Linked DNA regions of Homo sapiens: all the other regions are linked to region 3. Evidence: chromatin contacts called from ENCODE Hi-C or POLR2A ChIA-PET data. All regions are on one chromosome and are shown on one strand. Each heading gives the region's core, a stretch centred on a gene start or an enhancer-like site at or near the end of the contact. The rest is flanking DNA. Distances are from core to core; before and after follow the strand shown. Region 1 holds the start of TXNDC16 (thioredoxin domain containing 16). Region 2 holds the start of DDHD1-DT (DDHD1 divergent transcript). Region 3 holds the start of PSMA3 (proteasome 20S subunit alpha 3). Region 4 holds the start of RPS29 (ribosomal protein S29).

Region 1 (2,891 bases), core at 392-2,891, 5.7 Mb after region 3:
GAACGAAATTTATGTGAGGCTTATCGAGCCACAGGAAAGGAGATGCAGGAGGGAATATAAGCTTCTAATAAAAGAAACGCAGCAACAATAGCAGAGGAACAGCTCTGCCTGGTGACGTAATGGCTGGCAGCAGTCCAGCTTCAGCAGAGCTGCTGCTACCTCAGCATCCAACCTCCCTCAACACAGTCCGGCTTCGGCAGAGCCACCGGGGCTGCTACTTCTTGCGATGCCACTTTGTTGGTGCCACCAACGCCTTACCTCGGAGGGCCAGAACACCGAACAAAGGGTTCGTTCCGTTGCTGTTTTAAGTTGTCAGACACACACACTCACTCACTCACCCCCTAGCCCGAACCCCTCAGTAATCAAGCCAATCAGCCACTTAAGTTTAAGGCGAAAACACTGGCTCACACTCCAGGTGTGCCTCAGTTTCCCCAGGCTGGTTTCCAGTCCGCCTCTCGCTGCCCACCCCCCGCCCCCGCTGGTCCTCAGCGGGAGTTGATCCCGGCGGCCCCGCGCACCCGCCCGGGCCCCGCATGCCGGCCCTCCCGCCTTACCTCCGCCAGGTAGAGGTTGAGGAGACAGAGCGTGGAGAACTGGAGACAGGAGGGGAAGCAGTAGAGCAGCCAGTGGGGGAAGAAGTGCAGGTGAGCGGGCGGCCGGAGCAAGGGCAGGGAGCCGCTGAGCGAGAAGGCGGCGGAGAAGAGGGTGGTCCTGAGCGCTGCCCACAGGAGACAGAGGAAGAGGCAGAGGCTCTGGTAACTCAGCCGCCGCTCGCGGTACAGGAGCAGCCGCCACAGCTGCAGGTAGGCAAAGGCGAACAGCGCGGCGTAGAGCAGGGCGTGCAGGACGCTCAGCGCCAACTGCACGGAGCCCGGCACCGCGGCGCCTGAGGCTGCAGCGACGGCGCCTCCGCCTCCGCTGCCCCCGCCGGGCGTGGAGGGCTCGCGGCCGGCTGCGGGGGCGGCAGCGGCCGCCGGACCCGGCACGGACACCCTCATGAGGGGGCTGGGGGCCGGGCGAGCGAGCGCGGGAAGGAAGGGGCTGGACTCGGAGCCGCCGTCGAAGGGGAGAAGGACTGCCCCCTTACCCCCCACCCACCCCAGCCTCTAACCCCAGGAAGCGCCGTGACGGGACCCGGAGTCCAGCGCAAAGCAGCCGCGGCTCCCCCGGACCCCGCCTCCTCTTTCCCCCCACCCCCCGGGGGTCTCGGCTCCTCCTGCTGCGGCTCGGCTCCGTAGCTGCAAAAAACAACTCTCGGCTGGAGACAATCAGCTGAGAAACCCGAGCATTTGAGGCGCTCGCTCCGCACTGTGGGCTCGCGCCGATTGGCCCAGGCAGGCACGCCCCCTGAGCGCCGCGCTCGGAAGGCCACGGGCCGCAGGACCCGTCGCTCGAGGGCCCCGAGATCTGATTGGGCGCGTAATTTCCCTACTTTCTCCCGCCCCTGTACTTCCCACCCACGCTGCTGATTGGCCCTGCTACTGCACCGCCCGTTCGCGCCGGCGGGAGGACTCTGTAATCGTCTGTCACTCTCGCTCCGCCCACCACGTTTCCCATTGGTTAGAGAGTGCCTCGCGTAGGGAGCACGAGGAGAAGGAGGAGCTTCGCAGGTTGTTTTTTCCCAGGAGGCCGACTCCGCCGAGTCGGTGGCGGCTGCAGGCTGGGAGGGAGAAGTGCTACGCCTTTGCAGGTTGGCGAAGTGGTTCCAGGCTACCCGGCTAGTCTGGCACGGCCCCGTCTTCTGCCTCCTCCTCCGTCGCGTGGCGGCGGGAACTGTTGGCCGCGCGGCCTCGGGAACGGCCCAGGTCCCCGCCCGCAGGTCCCGGGCAGGTAGGTGACAGCGCTGGCCCTTCAGGCTGTGGGCTCTGCCTGCAGACCCGGGGATTCAGACGAAGCAGCTTTCTGTAGCCAGGGCTGCACTGCACAGCTCCGGAGTCTGACTTAAGACACCCGTCTCTGGGGCACCGAAGGGCCTCACCTGGAGCCTCCTGAGGGCATTTTGCTTTCTCTTTTCGCTGCATGAACGGCGGGAAACACCGGAGCCCTTTGTGGGTCGAGGGGATGGAAAGGGGCGACGGGGAGAATCGGAGCTCTTAAGTGAAAGACCCTTTCCTCCCAAGGCCAAGGGAAATGTCTCTTAAGGAAGAGTAGTAGTAGTATCAGATGGATGTTGAAGCGATCTGTGAGCAGGGGGAAGCTGGTTCTTTCAAACGTAGAATTTGGGAAGATGCTCTGGGCTTAAGTTTTGGGAAAAAGGCAGAAACAGACTTGTAAGTATGATGATTGCCTGGAGAGGAAGTAGAATATTCTGTACTGTTTAAATTCCACATGTATCGAAGCCTTGGACCTGTGTATGGTAGATGGTGGCGCTATTCCTGGGCCTGAGAGAGAAAATACATGCTGTGTTACTGCTGTGAAGAACCGAGGAATAATCAGATCGACTAACGTATATTGGGCCGGCACATAGTTGTTGACTTTTTTTTTTCCTATTTGGAAATAAGATTAGCAAGTAGTGCAAAATTAAAAGGAAATAATTTGTTTTCTTTAGAATACACAGCACATTACGAATTCAGTATCCTTGTGAAAGACATTGCTACGTTTATTGGAGCAACAAAGACCCAGCTTTTCTTACCTCACCATCCTTTGTCCTATGCTTTTTTTTTTTTTTTTCCTTTTTTTCATGCAGGGTCTCGCTCTGTCGCCCAGGCTGTAGTGACAGTTCACTACAAACCTCCACCTCCTGGGCACAAGCAGTCCTCCCACCTCAGCCTCCCAAGTAGCTGGGACTACAGGCACTGGAGCCACCATGCCCGGCTGATTTTTTTTTTTTTTTTGGTAGAGACGAGGTTTCACTATATTGTCCAGGCTGGCCTTTGTCATATGCTTTGCCC
Region 2 (2,931 bases), core at 382-2,881, 5.1 Mb after region 3:
ATACTGTACTATAATATAATGTATCTGTTTACTTGTCTGTATCCCCCTCTAGGCTGTAAGTTCCTTGAAGAAAGAAAGAACTCTCTCCCATTCTCTCTTATAGTAGAAGTTAGCATAGAGGTGCCTGGCATATAGGTGGCCAGACACCTATTCAAACCCTGTAGAATGAATGCTTTTACAGCTAGTAAACAGACCAAAGCCCATACCCAATATCATATGCTGCATATTGTCAATAGAAATACTGGAGGAGCAACTGGGAAGCAGGCACTCAGAAATTTTTTTTGAGTGGTAAAGAGGGTCCTGATCTTAGATGCTTTCAGTCAGAGCTGCAGTATACAGTTGGATAGGTTGTTCACTGCACAAGGTTAACCAGCTAAGGGCACTAATTGGGGCAGAAAATCCAGCCTGTATTCTACTTGACAAGCCATCAACTCCAACACCGCTCTGTATCTGCCCACAGGAAGCAATGCCTTTTTTCAAATTCCTACAAAGGCCCTGTACAAACTTCAGATAGTCTTGATTTAAATAATGACAGAGTAATAATGTCTGACAGGTTACATCTCAGGAGCAAGAAAAATTGCCCTACCAATCTGATTCCACCAGAGAGTAAAAGAAATAGTGAAGACTGTCTATTCTTAAAATGAAAACACTGAGGTTGGAGATGGTTTTTCTCTGGATTCTCAACATAGGGTGATGTGCTTACAAAATAATTTTTTTTAAATAAAAAAGACCCACATAAGGGAGCCTCTGTATTCAACTTGATCCCAGAATATGAGTTACAGAATCAGAGATGCATAAAAATCTGGAAGAAACCTTAAAGTTCATAGAATTCCATTGCTAGAAGGAACTTTAGATATCATCTGGTCCAAGAATCTTAATTTTACAGATGAGGAAACCAAAAAGATCAGGAAGATTATGTGATTTGCCTGTGGATGGTTAGCAAAGCTAAATCTAGAACCTGGTTGTTTTCTACCTCTCAATCGAACACTCTTTACCACAGCTGGTTGGACTTGACATCATTATAATCAACTAAGACTGATTGCGCACCCACTGTGTGGGAGAGGCTGACATGGACTTGGTTTCCATCAAGGGCCTAGCAATGAGGTTGAGAAAACAGGAAATCCAAGCATCAAAAGATAAGTAATAATATGAGATGGCATATGAAGCAAGGTTTAGATTCCAGTTTCCCAGTGGGAGTGGTGACACCAAGGTGAGTGATGGGTGTGGGGTGGAGTGCCCTCGTATCCACCCACCTATGCGTCCTGGTTCTGTCTGGAGGCACCAGGGCCAGGTGACAAAACGTCCAGGCGAGGCCGCAGTAGGGCCTAAGGTCAAAAAGAGCAATGCTGAATCCTACATCCTGGGGCCCTCCTAACACGTAGCTTAAGGCTCTGGGCTCATGACCCACATTGTAAGGATGAGTGGGGTAAAGCCTATCCACATCTGGGCTGTGAATTCCAGAAGCGGGGGACCGAGGCAGCTGTGCATGAAGACCGCAAGGAAGGAGGAAGGGAGCCGAGGAGGCCCAAGAGCGGCGGGCGACCTGACACCACCCTGCCCTCCCAGCCAGAGGGGCAGGGGGGAACCCCGCGCGCGGCGCCGGTGCAGCCCGGGCTTCCGGGGCGGCGCACGCGGCCGGGGGGCGGGGCGGGGGCCGAAGCACCGCCTACGTCGGGCTGCGTGACAATGGGGCCGGCGGCAGAACGCAGCTGCGGCGGCTGCGGGTCTCGTGGGGGCGGAGCGGTCGCCGCTGCCGCCGCAGCTCGGGTCGGGATTTGAAAGATTAGAAACTTCGGGTGGAGAGGGCGGCGGCGTTGAATGTGTGGCGGAAGCGCTGGGGGTCACGGCTCCGCGCGCCGCCGGACAGCCGGCGGCGTCTCCACAGCATGAATTACCCGGGCCGCGGGTCCCCACGGAGCCCCGAGCATAACGGCCGAGGCGGCGGCGGCGGCGCCTGGGAGCTGGGCTCAGACGCGAGGCCAGCGTTCGGCGGCGGCGTCTGCTGCTTCGAGCACCTGCCCGGCGGGGACCCGGACGACGGCGACGTGCCCCTGGCCCTGCTGCGCGGGGAACCCGGGCTGCATTTGGCGCCGGGCACCGACGACCACAACCACCACCTCGCGCTGGACCCCTGCCTCAGTGACGAGAACTATGACTTCAGCTCCGCCGAGTCGGGCTCCTCGCTGCGCTACTACAGCGAGGGTGAGAGCGGCGGCGGCGGCAGCTCCTTGTCGCTGCACCCGCCGCAGCAGCCTCCGCTGGTCCCGACGAACTCGGGGGGCGGCGGCGCGACAGGAGGGTCCCCCGGGGAAAGGAAACGTACCCGGCTTGGCGGCCCGGCGGCCCGGCACCGCTATGAGGTAGTGACGGAGCTGGGCCCGGAGGAGGTACGCTGGTTCTACAAGGAGGACAAGAAGACCTGGAAGCCCTTCATCGGCTACGACTCGCTCCGCATCGAGCTCGCCTTCCGGACCCTGCTGCAGACCACGGGTGCCCGGCCCCAGGGCGGGGACCGGGACGGCGACCATGTGTGCTCCCCCACGGGCCCAGCCTCCAGTTCCGGAGAAGATGACGATGAGGACCGCGCCTGCGGCTTCTGCCAGAGTACGACGGGGCACGAGCCGGAGATGGTGGAGCTTGTGAACATCGAGCCTGTGTGCGTGCGGGGCGGCCTCTACGAGGTGGATGTGACCCAAGGAGAGTGCTACCCGGTGTACTGGAACCGTGAGTAGCGGGCCGGGGTTAGGGCAGGACGGGCTGCCCCTGCATGGGCCGATGCGCACCGGTGTGGGTTTGGGACTGGTCGCCGCGAAGAGGGAGGCGCGTGAGGCCTGGCGTTTGGCTGGGGCAGGATGGAGATTGAGCAGGGAGCGTCGGCAGCTGAAGGGTAAACGAGCAGATGGCAAAACCCAAGCTGCCTGGGGTCAGGAG
Region 3 (3,197 bases), core at 327-2,826:
CAAACAAAATAAAAATAAAAAAATAAACTTGCTAAAGCGTTGGTTCTGGGAGTAAAGTAAAAAAAGGAATTAAAGATGAATAACAGATTTTTTCATATGACCATTCACTGAGCTGAAGACTGTAGTAGATGCAAAATGGCAAGGTGAGGAGAAAACCCAGAGCTCTACTTTCACATGCAGTACGAAATGACTATTAAACGATCAAGTGAACAGACATGTCAAGCAGACAAACAAATATTCGTATCTGGAGTTCTTGGGAGAAATGAAGACAGAAGAAAAGCCTTCAGCAGTGGTACTTTCTGAGTCTGTTTCCTGATCTGTTAAACCCAGATCATTAACCCTACCATTGTTACTAAAATATCCCACATGGTTACATTATCAAGTATTCTTTAAAAGGTTTGTAGAATGAAATACTATTAATTCAAGGTAATATTAATATAATTGCAAAGTCAGTTTGCTACAAGATTTAATATTGAGCATTTACTTATCCAAGAAAAGTATGGCAGAACTTTAGCATTCATAACTGAATGGATTAAACCATTCCAGACATAAGTTGCCTATTATCAAATTTAGAACACCGGTACTTGAACTTAAGGCTGAGCATGAGAATCTTGTTAAGAAGTAGAAATTGAGGAACTGAGAAACTCATTATTCAATAACTCTAGTGCAAATAACCAATAAATCTTTTAGAAACTGTATTTTCTATATAGAGAAGTACATAAAAGGAGTAAACTGACTGCACATATGCAATACGTTTAACAAAGGAAAGCCAAACAAGTTAACAAGTCCCACTGCAAAATCCTCAACAGTCTATGAAAAGTCTGAAGCTGTTAAGTTCCTAAGTAACCATTTAAACGTTTACGGAATAAATGCCTACAAGCGCTGTTAGGTAATTTGTATAGGAAAAACGAGAAAGGAAAAACTGAAGGATTCATCAGATTGTTTTTCAGACCATTTTTATTAGTTCTGTTCCGACAGGATTTCCAGTGACTCTTAAACTGAGCGGTCAATGATCTGCACACTTAAAGACAGAGAAGGCCTGTGAATCAGCAGCACCCTAGGAACTGCAAACGCAGTCCACAAAAAGCACGATCTCCAGACCCCGGAATCCCAAATCTCACTGCCTCGGTGGTTCTCAAGAGAACACACTATTTCAAGCCCCACGAGTTTCCACTTTCGGTTTCCCTAAGTGGCTGAAGAAAGTGACTCAGCAATCCAAAGCGGCTCCAAACCTCACTGCGGCGACGCCAAGCCGGCTACACCTGCGCTGAAAAGCTTCAGGAGTCACGGTCACCTGAGACGCAGGCCTAGCATATAGGGGATAAAGACGACCGGTCTCCAAACAGCTGCAAATGGCCCACCCAGCCGAAGGCGGTCTCAGAGCACCCCGGGTCCGCGAACCCCATGTGGTCTGTCCGAGTTCCCTTCAACCCCAATCCTTAGGTTAAACTATTACACCGACAGACAGCGAACTCACCCCAGTGCCGATTGAGCTCATCGTGCTAAACCCAAAGGGACGCGTAGGGATTCCAGGCCCGGAGCGCTTCCCCTATACCACAGGATGCCGCAAACTAGTAACAGGCCCGCTCATTGGCTGAACTGCCAACCAATAACCTTTTTCTCTGTGGCTCGTTCCGCGGCTCCGGCCCCCAGGACGAGGAGTATTGTGGGAAAAAAGCGGGCCGCGAGAGGCTGGCGGCGCGCATGTGCAGAAGCAATGGAGGCGGGGTTGGGGAAAGCAAAGGCTCCTCCTTCGGTTCGCGTACTTTGAGCCGCTTGGCGTCGTGGTATCTGAGAAGCTGCTCTATTCCTTTCCTTGGAATTATTATTTATCTTTTATATTATTATTCTCTCCTCACTTTATTCTTTCTTTAAGCCAAAGGGAGAGATGCTGGTATACTCTCACAAAAAGTAGAAAAAGCAGTAGGCGCGAAGTAACCTGTCTTCCTCCGCGTCCCGACCCTGACCCAGAATCTTGATGGCATCCACTTCACCTCCTTGTGCTCAGGCTCTCGTGAAGTTTCACTTAAAGGGTATCGTCTTTGAATTCAGCTTAGAATTTTACGGAAGTATTAGTGCTCTTTCTATGAGTATAACGCTTTTTGGTAAGAGTTAAAGATAAGTCTGATTAAAGATATTTTTTGAGCGCTAGTATATTCCACGTGTTCAAGAAAAAGCCGTGAACAGAGCATACCCCCATTTCTAATGTAATTTCCATTCAGTGGGAATAAATAGGTAACAATAAATAAGCAAAATAGTAAGAAGAAAGAGTGCTTTAATAGACAATGGAGGTACTAACTTTAGGCAGTGTGCTCAGGGAATGACTTTCTGAGTGAGTGATATTTAAACTAAAATAGGGTAACAAAAGACAGTGGTTTAGGGAACAGTAAAAAACTTGGCTTGCGCTGGGAACTGTCACGTCAGAGTGACCTCTCATAATGATTAAGTGGGGAAGAATGACAGGAAGAGAACAAGTGCACAGGAGACCAAATCTTGAAGTGGTTTGAATTTTAATCCGATTGTAAATAGGGCATCAGCATTTTTTTTACTCCTAAATATTAATACGTCAGTGTGTATTTTCCCCCAACACAGGAACATTATTTCACAGAGACACAGTATTATTGTGAAAATCAGAAAATTACCAATACTATGATCTATCAACTTTATGCATTTTTTTTTTTTTTTTGGTAAATGGCCCAATAATGTCCTTCATAGCAAAAGAAAATCCAAGATCACACCTTGCATTCAGTTGTCATGTTTCCAATCTGCTTTAGTCTGGAAAATAGTTGCTTAGTATTTCTTCAGTTTTCATGGCATGAACACTTTTGAAGAATACAAACCATTTATTTTGTAGAATATTCCTTAATTTAGGTTTGATTTTTTTGTTATTTGATTCAAGTGATGCATTTATGGCAGGAATACTACAGAAATGACCTTGTATTCATTCATGTCAGAGCATTACATTAGAAGGGACATGATGTTAGTTGTTTTATTGCTGGTAATGTTAACTTTGATCACTTGCTGAAGATTTATCCCTGATAATGTTTCATTTTTCCCTTTGTAATTAGTATCTTGTGAGGAAATACTTTGAGAATATGTACACATCCTGTTTACGCCTCAACATTTCACTCATTAATTCTAATATCTGATGATTCTTATTTGAATTGATTATTACAATGGTTGCCAAATGGTGATTT
Region 4 (3,089 bases), core at 328-2,827, 8.7 Mb after region 3:
GGCCTTTTGTCCATCTTCTATTCTAGTTACACAAAGTTGTTCACCTTACCTTGGCTCAAGCGCTTCCTTTCACCAGGCATTCCCTTCTGTCAAGTGCTGCCTGTAGAAATCCCATTCTTCAAGGTCTACCTCAAAGGTCTCTCAAATGTACCTCGAACTGGAATTAATTTCTCTTCTTGGCTCCTTTCGTACTTCATGAGCACACCCATGATTTAATACAGAATATTTTCCTTAGCTGTACATATGTTGTTGGTGCACAAACGTTGTATGTTGAAGTCTTGGAGATAATCCTGTTTCCCACAGATTAGAAAATTTTGAGGGCAAGGAGCAAGTTATATCTAGTTTACAAATCTCTGACTCCCCTCCTTCCTTAATCATATAATACAATGCCTAACTTAATGATTGGGTAGGGGGACCCCACTAGAACCCTGACATAACATACCTTAAAGAAGTGTTGTATTTCAATTTATAAAAGTTTATATGTAAAAGTTTCTGGAATTGTTGCACCCTGTGCTACATTTTATAAATCTAGTTAAAGCTTTGATTTCAGAGCAGTTTTATCTGGAGGCATTATAAATGACCATATGGAATGTAGGTATCTTTCAGCAGAAATTCGTTTATTGACATTGGTTTTTTGCATTTTTGCATTTGCTTTTCATTACTTGTTTTGTCACCAAATTATCTGGTCAAAGCAACATACACTGCACATTACTTGTTTATTACTTTACATTCAGCCAATTACATTTAAGAATCAAATACACTAAATGCCAAAGAATCTCATTTTTTTTTGGAATGGTGTAGGTGTATTTCTTGGAGGAGTGTGTCAAAAAAATAAATTTGAAAACGTACTCTCTTTAACAAAATAAAAGCAAACCCTACCGTTGACTCGTGATCATTACAGCTGATTTTAAGTTGTTTTGTAAATTTATTCCAGTAGGTGTCACTGGTGAGTCGAGGAAAAACTCCTTTCCCAAGTGTAACGTTTTAATTAAAAGAAAGTAAAAGGTTTAATCAATAAAAAAGACTATGAGAATATTCATCTCTTGAGAGTCCAAAATTAACGTATTTATTGTTCAAAAGAGACGGGGTCTCGCTATGTTGCCCAGGCTGGAGTGCAGTGGCTATTCACAGGCGCGATCCCACTACTGATCAGCACGGGAGTTTTGACCTGCTCCGTTTCCGACCTGGGCCGGTTCACCCCTCCTTAGGCAACCTGGTGGTCCCCCGCTCCCGGGAGGTCACCATATTGATGCCGAACTTAGTGCGGACACCCGATCGGCATAGCGCACTACAGCCCAGAACTCCTGGACTCAAGCGATCCTCCAGCCTCAGCCTCCCGAGTAGCTGGGACTACAGGCACGCGCCACCGCGCCCGGCGGTCGGATACCGGCGCAGAATAGCACTAGAAGCTGTGGTATGGTGACGTCATCAACTGGGCCAGCCCACAACGCCTCTAAGATTTCATTTTACTCACCCAGCGAAACAACCTGACCACACTGCGCACGCGTTTCCTTTGAGCACTGCATTCTGGGTAAACTGTCTCAAAAATTTGAAGAGCGCATGCGTGGGCCAGCTTCTTCCTTTTACCTCGTTGCACTGCTGAGAGCAAGATGGGTCACCAGCAGCTGTACTGGAGCCACCCGCGAAAATTCGGCCAGGGTTCTCGCTCTTGGTGAGAAATAGTTTGTGATTTTGGGGAAGCGTTGCCGTGGAGCGCTAGGCTGCTTAAAATCTCAAGTAGAGGAGGCCACGGGCGGCACGAGGGAGCACGCCGACTGGGAGTCGCTGGTGCCGCCATTACAGGCCTGTACTGTGGCTTGGGAGTCCCGGGATGCGGGTAGTAGCCGTCTGAGTGCGGAGTCTTGTAATTTCTATGACCTGCAAAACCGCTGTCTCTTTTCTTACAGTCGTGTCTGTTCAAACCGGCACGGTCTGATCCGGAAATATGGCCTCAATATGTGCCGCCAGTGTTTCCGTCAGTACGCGAAGGATATCGGTTTCATTAAGGTAGGCGTCTGCAGGCGTACTCCATGTTGTTTGGGCAGAGAAGGTTGTGGGGGTTATTTTTTCCGCGAAAGACAAACGGACAGATCTTCCCTGGAGTGGTAATTCTGAGCATTCGACCAAGAGCTTTTCCTCTTTTTTTAGTTGGTAGCTGGTGACAGTGTTGATGGTTTGGGCAATCAAATTAATAGAATGGAGAAGGTGAAGGACTTAGTCTTTCCTACTCCCTTTTTTACCTAGATAGCTTAGCCAGTTTTAGGTGCCGTGTATTGTGTTTGGTGAAATTCACTTTAGAGAAGCCACTAAAATTGTTTTACATTTGTTTCATTTATCAATCTTGTAAGTACCTATTCTCTTTTTTTTTTTTTTAGAGATAGGGTCTCCCTCTGTCGCCCAGGTTGAAGTGCAGTGGCGTTGTTACGGCTCACTGCAGCCTCGAACTCCTCCTGGTCTCAGGCGATCCTCTTGCCTTGGCGTCCCGAGTAGCTGGGACTAAAGGCTCTTGCCACCACGCGCGGCTGTACCTAGATATTTTCTAACCAAATATATGTATTAACCGCTGACCCCAAGTTTTTTTTTTTTTTTTTTTGAGTCGGAGTCGCACTCACCCAACCTGGAGTGCGATGGCGTGATCTCCGCTCAGTGCAACCTCCGCCTCCCCGGTTCAAGCGATTCTCCTGCCTCAGCCTCCTGAATAGCTGGGATTACAGGCGCCTGCCACCATGTCCGGCTAATTTTTTTATTTTTAGTAGAGACGGGGTTTTACCATGTTGGTCAGGCTGGTCTCGAACTGCTGACCTCGTGATCCGCCTGCTTCGGCCTCCCAAAGTGCTGAGATTACAGGCGTGAGCCACCGCGCCCGGCCAACCCAAAATGTTTGAAAGCGTCATACACTGGAATGAACTTAAAGTTTGGGGCCGGAAAGACATTGTTAAGATTCAGCAAACAATGGTCTGCCATTTAGTGCTTCTATCTCTTGATCATCTTAGTCAAGCTAGTGTTTATATGAAACTTTTGACTGTGAAACTTTTGGCTTCTGAAAATCTTTTAAATAGTAGTTTGGGTTTTTTTTTTTAAGGTGAAAA

The links. Hi-C counts contacts between places; a loop is a spot of excess contacts on that map. ChIA-PET counts read pairs that join two places held with the same protein, here RNA polymerase II (POLR2A). Pooled maps may share reads with other maps.
Region 1: a map of CD8-positive, alpha-beta T cell shows a loop between it and region 3 (10-fold over the local background). The contact joins the promoter of TXNDC16 here to the promoter of PSMA3 in region 3. A Hi-C loop is called at or near these places in 2 of 168 maps with a recorded cell type or tissue (CD4-positive, alpha-beta memory T cell and CD8-positive, alpha-beta T cell) and 8 of 50 pooled maps.
Region 2: a pooled map shows a loop between it and region 3 (7-fold over the local background). The contact joins the promoter of DDHD1-DT here to the promoter of PSMA3 in region 3. A Hi-C loop is called at or near these places in 1 of 168 maps with a recorded cell type or tissue (CD8-positive, alpha-beta T cell) and 6 of 50 pooled maps. POLR2A ChIA-PET finds 5 or more read pairs at or near these places in 1 of 52 experiments (activated B cell).
Region 4: a pooled map shows a loop between it and region 3 (9-fold over the local background). The contact joins the promoter of RPS29 here to the promoter of PSMA3 in region 3. A Hi-C loop is called at or near these places in 3 of 37 single-sample maps with no recorded cell type and 5 of 50 pooled maps. POLR2A ChIA-PET finds 5 or more read pairs at or near these places in 1 of 52 experiments (activated T-cell).

The regions. Positions count from the first base shown.
Region 1 is chr14:52,551,255-52,554,145 of GRCh38, reverse strand. TXNDC16 (thioredoxin domain containing 16) reads left to right here and starts at 1,641. Exons shown (of 21, transcript NM_020784.3): 1 at 1,641-1,830. GPR137C (G protein-coupled receptor 137C) reads right to left here and starts at 1,310. Exons shown (of 7, transcript NM_001099652.2): 1 at 555-1,310. The coding sequence starts at 998. RefSeq lists silencers at 841-1,040, 1,051-1,120.
Region 2 is chr14:53,152,054-53,154,984 of GRCh38, reverse strand. It overlaps DDHD1-DT (DDHD1 divergent transcript), which reads right to left and starts at 1,631. Exons shown (of 3, transcript NR_110062.1): 1 at 1,254-1,631. DDHD1 (DDHD domain containing 1) reads left to right here and starts at 1,662. Exons shown (of 13, transcript NM_001160148.2): 1 at 1,662-2,724. The coding sequence starts at 1,887. RefSeq lists a silencer at 1,487-1,816 and enhancers at 2,637-2,836, 2,857-2,906.
Region 3 is chr14:58,243,222-58,246,418 of GRCh38, reverse strand. It overlaps PSMA3 (proteasome 20S subunit alpha 3), which reads right to left and starts at 1,576. Exons shown (of 11, transcript NM_002788.4): 1 at 1,478-1,576. The coding sequence starts at 1,498. RefSeq lists enhancers at 1,103-1,552, 667-1,564, 1,733-1,932, 1,973-2,022.
Region 4 is chr14:49,584,868-49,587,956 of GRCh38, reverse strand. RPS29 (ribosomal protein S29) reads left to right here and starts at 1,577. Exons shown (of 3, transcript NM_001032.5): 1 at 1,577-1,672; 2 at 1,908-2,007. The coding sequence starts at 1,611. It also overlaps RN7SL1. RefSeq lists enhancers at 1,017-1,526, 1,399-1,898, 2,497-2,546.